2 separate regions of the Homo sapiens genome follow, and region 2 is linked to region 1. The links are chromatin contacts, found by Hi-C or POLR2A ChIA-PET in ENCODE. All regions are on one chromosome and are shown on one strand. Each heading gives the region's core, a stretch centred on a gene start or an enhancer-like site at or near the end of the contact. The rest is flanking DNA. Distances are from core to core; before and after follow the strand shown.

Evidence for each region. A loop is a pair of places that touch in the nucleus more often than their neighbours do. ChIA-PET counts read pairs that join two places held with the same protein, here RNA polymerase II (POLR2A). Pooled maps may share reads with other maps.
Region 2: a loop to region 1 is called in a pooled map, with 2.4 times the contacts of the local background. The contact joins the enhancer-like site here to the promoter of UBR2 in region 1. A Hi-C loop is called at or near these places in 2 of 168 maps with a recorded cell type or tissue (esophagus squamous epithelium and heart right ventricle), 2 of 37 single-sample maps with no recorded cell type and 1 of 50 pooled maps. POLR2A ChIA-PET finds 5 or more read pairs at or near these places in 2 of 52 experiments (H1 and activated T-cell).

Annotation. Positions count from the first base shown.
Region 1 is chr6:42,561,700-42,567,076 of GRCh38, forward strand. It overlaps UBR2 (ubiquitin protein ligase E3 component n-recognin 2), which reads left to right and starts at 2,330. Exons shown (of 47, transcript NM_001363705.2): 1 at 2,330-2,698. The coding sequence starts at 2,621. RefSeq lists enhancers at 1,892-1,971, 2,042-2,561 and a silencer at 3,594-3,723.
Region 2 is chr6:42,073,617-42,078,993 of GRCh38, forward strand. It overlaps TAF8 (TATA-box binding protein associated factor 8), which reads left to right. Exons shown (of 9, transcript NM_138572.3): 8 at 3,484-3,623; 9 at 3,917-5,377. The coding sequence ends at 3,929. Among named protein-coding and RNA genes, the nearest start is that of TAF8, 26 kb to the left of the region's middle. Within about 2 kb of position 2,060, at least 3 of the 41 ENCODE cell types and tissues checked have a DNase peak (open chromatin) inside an H3K27ac peak, as active enhancers do; they include heart right ventricle, where a contact is called at or near this core.

The DNA of each region.
Region 1 (5,377 bases), core at 1,080-3,579:
AACAAAAATTATAGACAGAGAAATGGCACACAACTGAATTAATACTATTAGGGAATCTTCAAGCCTAGAAACTGACGTACAATTGGTCCTAGATACAGGATACTCCTAGAGTGCCTGGTCCTGAGTATACGATGTTTTCTAGGTTGTCTGGCCTTGCAGAAGCAAATGAAAAAGTATTTTGAAAGTATTAATACATGGAGAGTCCCACTGCTAATGCTACTAATGCTAAGTGAAGATGATCTCCAAATTCATAATTATGACACACAAGGGAAACAATTTTTTTTTGAGTCAGGCTCTCATTCTTTCACCCAGGTTAGAGTTCAGTGATACAGTCATAGCTCACTACAGGCTTGAACTCCTAGGCTCAAGTGATCTTTCCTGTCTCAGCCTCCCAAAGTAGCTAGGACTACAGACATGGGCCACCATGTTCGGCTAATTTTTAAATTTTTTTGTAGAGATGGGGTCTTGCTATGTTGCCCAGGCTGGTCTCAAACTCCTGGCCTCAAGTTATCCTCCAATCTTGGCCTCCCAAAGTTTTGGTATTACAGGTGTGAGCCACAATGCTCGGCCTGAAACAAATAATGTTAGGAAGCAAATAATGTTAAGAACAGAAATTGCCTTTACAGTCTATTAACGACTTAAATTCTATGTTAGGACAGCTCAAGAGATGTTGTTTTTGCTTCTAGGCTGGGACAATCCCAGTTTTCTTCCAAGTTGACTCTGTCCTGAGTGGATCAGTGTAAGGAAGTTGGGCAAAAAAAGAAAAATACATAGAAGAATATTTCAAGATATCTCATTATAAATATCTGTACAGATATGTGCATACTTTTTTCTGGACAGACTCATAAGACAGTGTCAAAAATGATTTTCTTTGGGGAGAGGGACTTGGGGTAAGAGGAATAGGAAGTTTTCAATTTTCCTTTTTTAAAACATTCCTTTCGAGTTTGAATTTCTGATGTTTTATATGTATATATATATATAACTTTTAAAAAGTGATAAGAAGGCTTACTTGTATTGTGAGGTTACAGGGATACAGGCAGTTTCTTATTTCCTTTTTTAAAAAACTGGTTAATATCATAGTATTGGTTTAAAAAAAATCCCAAAACAACATAAACATAAACATGTCCTAAACCTGGTCTGGCTCAGAACTTTTCCCCCCTATATGTAATTTACAACCTACTTCTGGGAATAAATTAACACACTTGACAAAAGGTATAAACAATTTTCTGACAAACTCTAGAGACTGAAGACTTCTAAGAAGCCCAGTCACCCAGCTGTCAGTCAAGAGTCTAATTACCTTTAACTAAACATAGTTTTCTTTGATAGCTAGTCTAACAATGTTTACCTATTTCTTTTTTTTTTTTTTCCTTCTTTTTTGATACAGGGTCTCAGCTGTGTCACGCAGGCTGGAGTGCAGTGGGCTGATCACAGCTCACGATGGCCTCAACTGCCTGGGCTCAAGCAATCCTCCTGCCTCAGCTTCCCGAGTAGCTGGGACTACAGGCGTGCCACCACACCTGGCTAATTTTTTGATTTTTATCAAGAGGGTCTCGCTATGTTGTCCAAACTGGTCTCAAACTCCTGGGCTCAAGTAGTCTGCCCCCCTCGGCCTCCCAAAGTGCTGGAATTACAGGCATGAGCCACCAAGCTTGGTCTGATTATCTGTAGAAATTAAATGTCTCTATCAAGAGGAAATCTTTTAATTGGCCTAATAGACTCTTTTTCCTTTGCAGCAAGATTTGTGATAAAGTTTATAAGTGGTCATCACTAAAGTTTTTGAAAAATTTTTTAAAACATGTTTTAAACCTTCAAAAAAGTGGGTAATGTTCACCTCCATTACTCGTATAAAAGATATGGGTTCGATGGATGACAGGACATAGAACCACAGGAATAGAATGTAATTCATTCATTCCTTTGACAAGTATTTGAGTGCCTACCCTATGCCAGACTGGCAAGTCCTTGAGGGTCTACCATGTGCCAGGCAGTGTTCTTGAAGCTGGGGATACAAAAATGAACAAACGAGATTCGGAGAATAAAACTACAGTTCCCACAGTATCTTTCTCTTTGGCTTTTTTCCAGGGGGCGCTGCTTTCCGCGACTGTCTTCCCATGATTCTCGTTGGGCAGAAAAGCCCCGCCCGCTTATCTGCCATTTAAGCCAGCGCCCCTTGAGAATGGACTACAACTCCCACAATGCATTCGAGGGGCACCGTGTTAGGGCGCCACCTTTTTCCCGGCTGTGCTGTACCTACAGCACCCAGAACTACAGTACCCAGAAAGCTCCGCTTCCCCTCCTGGGTGTTATTGCCCCTTTCCTGGTGCAGGACGCGGTAGTGGCCAGCGAGAGTGTCAGGCCTGGGGTTTTCTGTGTCCTTCCCTGGGTCAGGGACGAGCCAGTGACTTGACTCTTGGGCGCTAAGCTTGGGAGGGAGCGCAGGAGGCCGCTGTCCTTCCTTTCCGGTTCACGTCACCCTTCTCTCCCTCTGTTGCTCCACCTGCAGCCACTTGGACGGCTCCGGGACTGATTGCCTGGGGCAGGGGTGGCAGTCGAGGCCGCCGGGGCCGAGGTGAGGCTGCAGCTCTCCGGGCGGCGGTAGCGCTGGGGAGGAGGAGGAGAGAAGATGGCGTCGGAGCTAGAGCCAGAGGTGCAGGCCATCGACCGGAGCTTGCTGGAATGTTCGGCCGAGGAGATTGCGGGGGTGAGTGCCGGAACCCGGGCGGGTGCGTCTGCCCCTCGCAGGCCGCGCCTGTGGGGAGGAACCGACTCCTGGACGTCCTGGAGCAGCCCGACCCAGACTTGGGGAAACAGCTGTGCCGGCCCTCGCCTTGTGGGGTAATAGCCCGGGGAGGCCACCGATCCTGCCCCTCTCTTTCCATTTTCAACAGCTGCCAGAGCTGCGCTGTGCACTAACTACGTTTACTTTCCCTTTCTGCCCAGGAGAACCCACGGCTCTTCCATCATACCTCCTTTCCCCCAGCCTCCCATTAAGTCTCCCAACACATGGGCCTTTGCCCTTTATATCAGCTCTTGGAAGAGGAGAAGAGACGCTTCTTGTGTTTTTGGTATAATCGCCCTAGTTTATCTAGTTAATTGCTTTTCCTGAGACAAGCGAAGCCGTGTGCTCCTCCGACTAAACATGCCACCCTAACCGAGCCCCTCTTTTGTTTTTGGGACTGCCCCAGGCACCAAGAAGGCAAACGACACTACCCTTCGTTATCCGTTTCAGTGCTATCTTTTTTTTTTGCACCGGTTTGATTAGTTGACAACGTTGATGCATGTGTGGAAAGTTTACTGAGTATGAGAAAGTAGTCGTGGAGTCTGGGAAATTTTAAAAATATTTTTTCTAGGAGTTAGGGGTAATTGGATGGAGAACAAATGTTATATAACGTTGATAGAGCAGCTTTCAACAAATACTGTATAAGCTAAACGTGAGAACTGGTCACAGTGTAGTAGGAGCAGTTATATTCCAAACGTAAAACCGTTCAAACGCACTATTGCATTAAAACTGTAATATGAATATGCTAGTGTAAATAGCAGAGTTGTAGGAACACCCATTAGAAGAGATTGCCGAGAATGATTATGAATGGACCAAGACAGCTTGGGCCCCACCTCTAAGACCTCCAATTAAAAAGGCTGCTAGGAAGGGAGTGACCCGTGAATAAAAGTCAGCAATCTGAATGCTACGAACAAAATTTGGGATTGGGGGCACTGTGGAGCTGTTGGTCAGTGAGTAGTTATTTTGCGTGAATTGGTGAGGACATTAAGTCCGGGTAGAAAGAAATGTCAGGAGTAGAGGTGAAGACTTTAAAGAAATACGTTGTTAAATGCTGAATCTTTGCTTGTTTGGGTGTGTTTTGTTGTTGTTTGTTTTTGTTTTTGAGACGGAGTTTCGCTTTCGATGCCCAGGCTGGAGTGCAGTGGCGCGATCTCAGCTCACCGCAACCTCAGTCTCCCGGGTTCAAGCGATTCTGCTGCCTCAGCCCCTCGAGTAGCTGGGATTACAGGCATGCACCACCACGCCCGGCTAATTTTGTATTTTTAGTAGAGTTGGGGTTTCTCCATGTTGGTCAGGGTGGTCTCAAACTCCCGACCTCAGGTGATCCACCTGTTTGGGCCTCCCAAAGTGCTGGGATTACAGGCGTGAGCCACTGCGCCCTGCCTTGGTGTGTTTTTTTAAACCTACTTACTTGTTTAGCCTAGGTCTGTTTTCATTTACTTTCTACTTAATGTTGTACAACTCAAGGAATTTCTGCCTTTCGTTTATCGGAGATTTGAAAAAAGAAAATGAAAGTAGTGTTACAAGTAAACTGTTAAATAATAATGACAGCTGTTTGCTCTCCATGCCTCTTCTAATTGATATCTGTTGCTTACCTCAAAGTACTGTTTTGATTTTTTTTCTCTCACTGAATTTTGTGTCTTGGTCCAGTGATACAGGGTACAAATTCCGTTATCCCATTCTAAAAGTGCAAACTATCAAGTGATTAGAGGTTCTCCAATTTGTAGAGGCTCCTGAGGAAACTGGTTATAAAAGTAGTGCGGGAGGCCAGTGCTCCTAGTTCTTGTTCAGTGAAATTCTCAAGCAGATGCAGTAAGGAAAAATCAAGGAAAATGCAACAAAAAATTATTAATTTGGACTTCATTTGAGTTTGTGAAGATCATAATCTGAGCTACATTTTACCCTGTTTACTTTTTTTGTTTGTTTTTTTGAGACAGTCTTGCTCTGTCGCCAGGCTGGAGTGCAATGGCGCAATCTTGGCTTACTGCAACCTCCGCCTCCGGGGTTCAAGTGATTCTCCTGCCTCAGCCTCCCGAATTACAGCTGGGATTACAGGCGTACGCCACCACGCCTGACTAATTTTTGTATTTTTAGTAGACACAGGGTTTCACCACATTGGCCAGGATGGTCTCGAACTCCTGACCTCAGGTTATCCGTCCGCCTTGGCCTCCCAAAGTCCTGGGATTACAGGCGTGAGCCACCGCACACAGCCTACCCTGTTTACTTTTAAATGCCTTTCTGAACAATAAGTTTTTTTTTTTCTTTTTTTGGTAAGAGATGGGGTCTTGCACTGTTGCCCAGACTAGAGTATAGTGACATTATCATAGCTCACTGCAGCCTTGACCTCCTAGGCTCAAGAGATCCTCCTACCTCAAAAACCAATATTAAAATATAAAATTCCTTCAACTATATAACCTTAATCTTGCCTTACTTTGTGAGGACTTTACTGTCTGTATTAAGTTAAAACACCTAACATTTAAAACTGTTTTTTTCAGCTTAGGCTTCAGCTTTTTTATCACACATTTAAATTAATAAAGTTTTTTCTTAGGTTGAAAGCACATTTTAGGGAAGAGAAACAAGTAGAGAAAACAGTGATTGTAG
Region 2 (5,377 bases), core at 810-3,309, 490 kb before region 1:
AGAGTGTTCTGGCAGAGGGAATGGGCAGTGCAAAGGCCCTGTGGAATAGTGAGTGGCTTGTGGGAGGGAGGGTCAGATTGGGTAGGGCCTTGTAGGCTATTTTAAGAGCTGGCTTTTAACTAAGAGAGATGGGAGTTGTGGGAGGGCGTGGAGCAGAGGAGGGATGTTTCTGAGCTTCTTAAAGCACCACTCTGATGGCTCGGTAAGAACGGACTAGAGAGATCAGTCAGGAAGCTGTCGCTATAGCCTAGGCGAGAGGCAGTGGTGGGCCCAAGTAGAGTGGTTGCCACAGAGGTGGTGGAAGTGGTCAGTGCCTGCCTGAATTTTGAAGGTAAGTCCAAGAGGCTGTGCTAACAGATTGGGTATGGGATGTCAGTGAAGGAAAAGGAGTGTGCCAGGTGTGGTGGTGCATGCCCATAGTTGCAGTCACTTGGGAAGCTGAGGCAGGAAGATTGAGCCCAGGAATTTGAGTCCAGTTTTGGGCAACATAGTGAGACCCTGTTTAAAAATAAAAGAAAGAAAACAAGCAAGAATGACCACAGAGTTTGTGACTCGAGCCATTAGAAGGATGGAGTTGCCATCACTTGTGATGGGAGGGACTGAGAAGCGCCGTTTACACCACAGGGGAAGGTCCCCAATTCAGACTTAGGTGCCTGAAGTCTGAACTGCCTACCTGATACCCCAGTGGAAATGCTGAGTGAGCAGCTGGCTGCATGAGCCTGGAAGTCGGGAGAGGTTAGGGCTGGCATTGTACTCCAGGGAGCTGTTGGCGTAGAGATGGCACTGAGAGCTGGGAGACTGGATGCAGTCACCACAGAGGGTGTAGGCCTTGCTAGAGCTCACAGGCAATTCAGGGAGCTCCTGACGGACCATTCTGCTCCCACTTTTTTTTACAAATCTCTGGGTCAGTTTGACACTTTACTTTTTTGTTTTTTTGAGACAGAGTCCCACTCTGTCGTCTAGGCTGGAGTGCAGTGGCACAATCTCGGCTCACTGCAACCTCCAACTCCCGGGTTCAAGCGACTGTCTTGCCTCAGCCTCCCAAGTAGCTGGGATTATAGGCGCCTACCACCATGCCCGGCTGATTTTTTTGTATTTTTAGTAGAGGCAGGGTTTCACCATGTTGGCCAGGCTGATCTCGAACTCTTCACCTCAGGTGATCCACCTGCCTTGGCCTCCCAAAGTGCTAGATTACAGGCGTGAGCCACCACGCCTGGCCTACTTTTTTTTTTTTTTTTTTAACTGGCTGACTTCCCCACCCCTAACCATCTCAGTGCTGCCTGTCCCTGAAGGGGACATTTCTATGAGGCCTGCTTGGGAGAAGGAAGCCTGCCGTCCTGCTCTTGTGAGCCACGGTGGGCCGAATGGAGGGAGCCTCTTGACCCTCCAGCAGTGTCTTGAGGCTGGCGTTTTCAGCACCTCTAACAGTGTTACCTCCATGTGTATCTCAGAAAACATTGAAGGCACGGTTGAAGTGAGCTTCCAGTAACTTTGAAGATAGGCTGTCTACTGTAGAGAAATGATAGGATGGACGGAGCGAGGAGATACTACTCATTTGTACCATTAGGAACTTCAGAAAGGTTGGATGCCAGATACCCAAGGGAGGTCTGGTTGTGGGCAGACCTTTTTTCCGGCACCTGGTCTGGCCTGAACTAGGTTGGTCCTGCAGCACTTGCTTTCAAGAGTCTCTGGAAGGCCCCAGTGGCTCTGGGTCACCTTGTGGTCCCACTGGATTGGGTGCTGGAGAGGGAAAACACACAGGCCCTGATACTGGGCCAATGGAACTGTGTCTTTGAAGAGAACAATTGATAGGACAGGGAGAGGGCACGCAGGGGAACCTAGATGTGATCTGGTTTCTTCTGGCTCATTAAACCTGAGACTGGTGTCCATGCCCTAGGCCAGCTGTCCTGTCAGGGGAACCTGCTATTTATTTCATGCCATCCGGTCATGGCATCCTCTGTCTGTTTTGACAGCAGCCTCTCCTGCTTGAGGTCAGTGAGGGCCTCTTTAGCCTCAAGTTGCAGAACAGGAATCTCAATGACTTCTTCCCCGTGGAAGAACTTCTTCCCCTTGGCCCATCACCAGGGGGCGCAGCCCGACCAAACGTGGAAAATAAAGGAGGCTGTGAATAAAGACAGGATAACTGACTGCTCATACTTCCAGAACAGTTTTTAAAATGTCAGCATATTACCTTTTTTTCTGTGTCTATACACAACTGTGACTTTTTAAGAATTTTGATCATACTGATTACATGTGAACTTACAAACTTTTCTGAAAAAACACATTTTTCTCAAAAAATGAACAGTAAAGCGGCCGGGCGCGGTGGCTCACGCCTGTAATCCCAGCACTTTGGGAAGCCAAGGCTGGCAGATCATGAGGTCAGGAGATCGAGACCATCCTGGCTAACATGGTGAAACCCCGTCTCTACTAAAAATAAAAAACTTAGCGGGATGTGGTGGCAGGCACCTGTACTCCCAGCTACTTGGGAGGCTGAGGCAGGAGAATCTCTTGAACCCAGAGGCGGAGCTTGCAGTGAGCTGAGATCACACCACTGCACTCCAGCCTGGGTAACAGAAGAAGACTCCATCTCAAAAAAAAAAAATGAACAGTAAAAAACCCTGCCTCGGAGTTCGAGACTAGCCTGGCCAACTGGTAAAACCCCGTCTCTACTAAAAATACAAAAATTAGCCGGGCGTCATGGCACATGCCTGAAATCCCAGCTACTTGGGAGGCTGAAGCAGGAGAATTGCTTGAACCCCGGAGACGGAGGCTGCAGTGAGCCGAGATCACGCCACTGCACTCCAGCCTGGGTGACACAGGGAGACTCCATCTCAAACAGGCAAACAAACAAACCCTGCCTCATAGGTTGCAGATAGGCATTACCAATGATGTGCATGTGCTGGTACCTGCTGGCTCTGCGTCCCTTAGTGGAACCCTCAAGGCTCAAGAAGTTTCTAGCCTGTGCTGGGATGTGATTGTTGGTACCATGTTGCAAGTACCAGAAATGTGAGGATTTGAGGGAGAAATCTGTTCTGACTTAGTCTATCTAGCTTGGCCAGGAGATGCGCTATGCAGATGATGTGTTCTGATCCTGTATCTCCCAGTCATGCAGGGCATCCAGGATCACTTTTCTTCTTCATCTCCCCACCTGGCCGGGCATCCTCCCTGAGGCATCTGAATTTGATTCCTGTCCCTCCCAGGTGTCTGTTCTTTCTAACCCCTGTCCCTGCCTTCTCCAGAGGTTCAAAACTCTGGACTCTGTTGTGTGCTCTCTTGGGTCAAGGCTGTTAGTCTTGCCTTCCCTTCATAGCCAGCCCCTGCCTGGTCCTCGCTTCATCGGGGCAGAGATAGGAATGTTGGAAAGAAGGTGCTTCCCAGGTTCTAATTTCTCAATTAGAGGATGCTAATGGTCATTCCAATTATAGGCATGATCTCTTTCCTTATGCTGTTGATGTTGTGCTTTATTTTGGCTTTTGCTCAAAGGAGGATTCTGGAGCCGAGAAGGAGAACACCTCTGTCCTGCAGCAGAACCCCTCCTTGTCGGGTAGCCGGAATGGGGAGGAGAACATCATCGATAACCCTTATCTGCGGCCGGTGAAGAAGCCCAAGATCCGCAGGAAGAAGTGAGTTGGAGGCTGGGGTCCAGAGAGCCTTCACTGTCCCACCGAGGTGGTCTTCTCTGCTTCTTGGAAGAGTCTCCTCAGTGGGGCGGAGCCTTGGGGAAAGCCACTCTGGTGAGAGGGAATAGTCTCCCTTTTCCTGTCCTTACTTGGCTCCCGTACATAGCTCTTGTTCCTTAGTGGTTGAGTGTCCTGCAGTCTAGGGACCAACCCTCACAGCACTGGAGCAGTTTTCCCCTAGAAGGAGAGCAGACAGGGCCCACACCAGGAGGCTCCATGGTTCCTCTTCTTTCTAGGTCCCTCTCCTGAGCTGAGAAGGAAACCTGGCTTGTACAGGGGCGCAGATTCCACCCTCCCGGGGAGTTAAAGCCACTCAAGGGAAGAAGAGGGTGACCTCCTCATGGCCAAGCCGAGGCTGCAGGGTGTGATCGGACATGATTTTCATGGCAAACCGTCTTATTAAGATGACCTATTTTCACTGGATGTTTGGGTTGAGGAAGATATGAACAGAATAATGAGAATTTTTTTTTTTATTTTGAGATGGAGTCTTACTCTATCACCCAGGCTGGAATGCAGTGGTGTGATCTCAGCTCACTGCAGTCTCAGCAACCCTGGGTCCAAGTGATTCTCCTGCCTTGGCCTCCCGAGTAGCTGGGACTAGAGGCAAGCGCCACCATGCTGGCTAATTTTTGTATTTTGAGTAGAGATAGGGTTTCGCCATGTTGGCCAGGCTGGTCTTGAACTCCTGACCTCAAGTGATCCACCCGCATTGGCCTCCCAAAGAGTTGCGATTACAGGTGTGAGCCACCACGCCCAGCTAATTTTTGTATTTTTAATAGAGATAAGGTTTCGCCATGTTGGCCAGGCTGGTCTTGAACTCCTGACCTCAAGTGATAACCCGCCTCGGCCTCCCAAAGTGCTGAGATTACAGGCGTGAGCCACCGCACCCCACCAGAGACTTTCTTAATCAATCAGGCTATGTGGTGGGGCATAGCAGCAGCCAGTGACTTCGTTCATTATCACAGGATTTGATTCCTTTGAAACTCAAGAGACCAGGGAAAGTGACAGGAAGGAAAGGGCTCTTTGCTGCTGTGCTTATTACAAGGAAGACTGTTTGTCCAGCGTGTATTTCAGGATATCTGGATCCCTTTTATTGACTCACAATTTGTGGCACCACTTTCTCATCCCAGAACTTCATTCTTATTTCTCTCCTCATCTGGCCTCCCAAGTGCTCCGTTGAGCTGATGAAAAGTTCTTTGTACTCCCTCAACGTGTCGGAAACAGGAGGCCACACAGCACAGCTTTGTTTGGGGTGGGCAGGAGTCAGGAGTCTTGAGCAGATGCATCACTGTGAAGAAGAACGACATGTCGGGGCTGCACCTGTCCTCCCGTCGGCATTTGACGAAAGCTCCCTGAAGCGGGGCAGCACTCTCCTCCTGAGAGATTTACCATTTATTGCCCCTGTGAGGAATGTGTGCTTGGGAACTGCCAAGTCTTACCCCTTCTGGAAGAAGAGGTTTTCTCTGACAAGAGCCTAGAGCGTCGGCTCTATTATGCTGGGACTTGACAGAGGAGCCATGGGGTTTAAACAGTAGGAAAGAGGGGCTACGCGCAGTGGCTCACGCCTGTAATCCCAGCACTTCGGGAGGCGAAGGCAGGTGGATCACTTGAGGTCAGGAGTTCGAGACCAGCCTGGCCAACATAGTGAAACCCCGTCTCTACTAAAAATACAAAAATTAGCCGGGTGTGGTTACTCA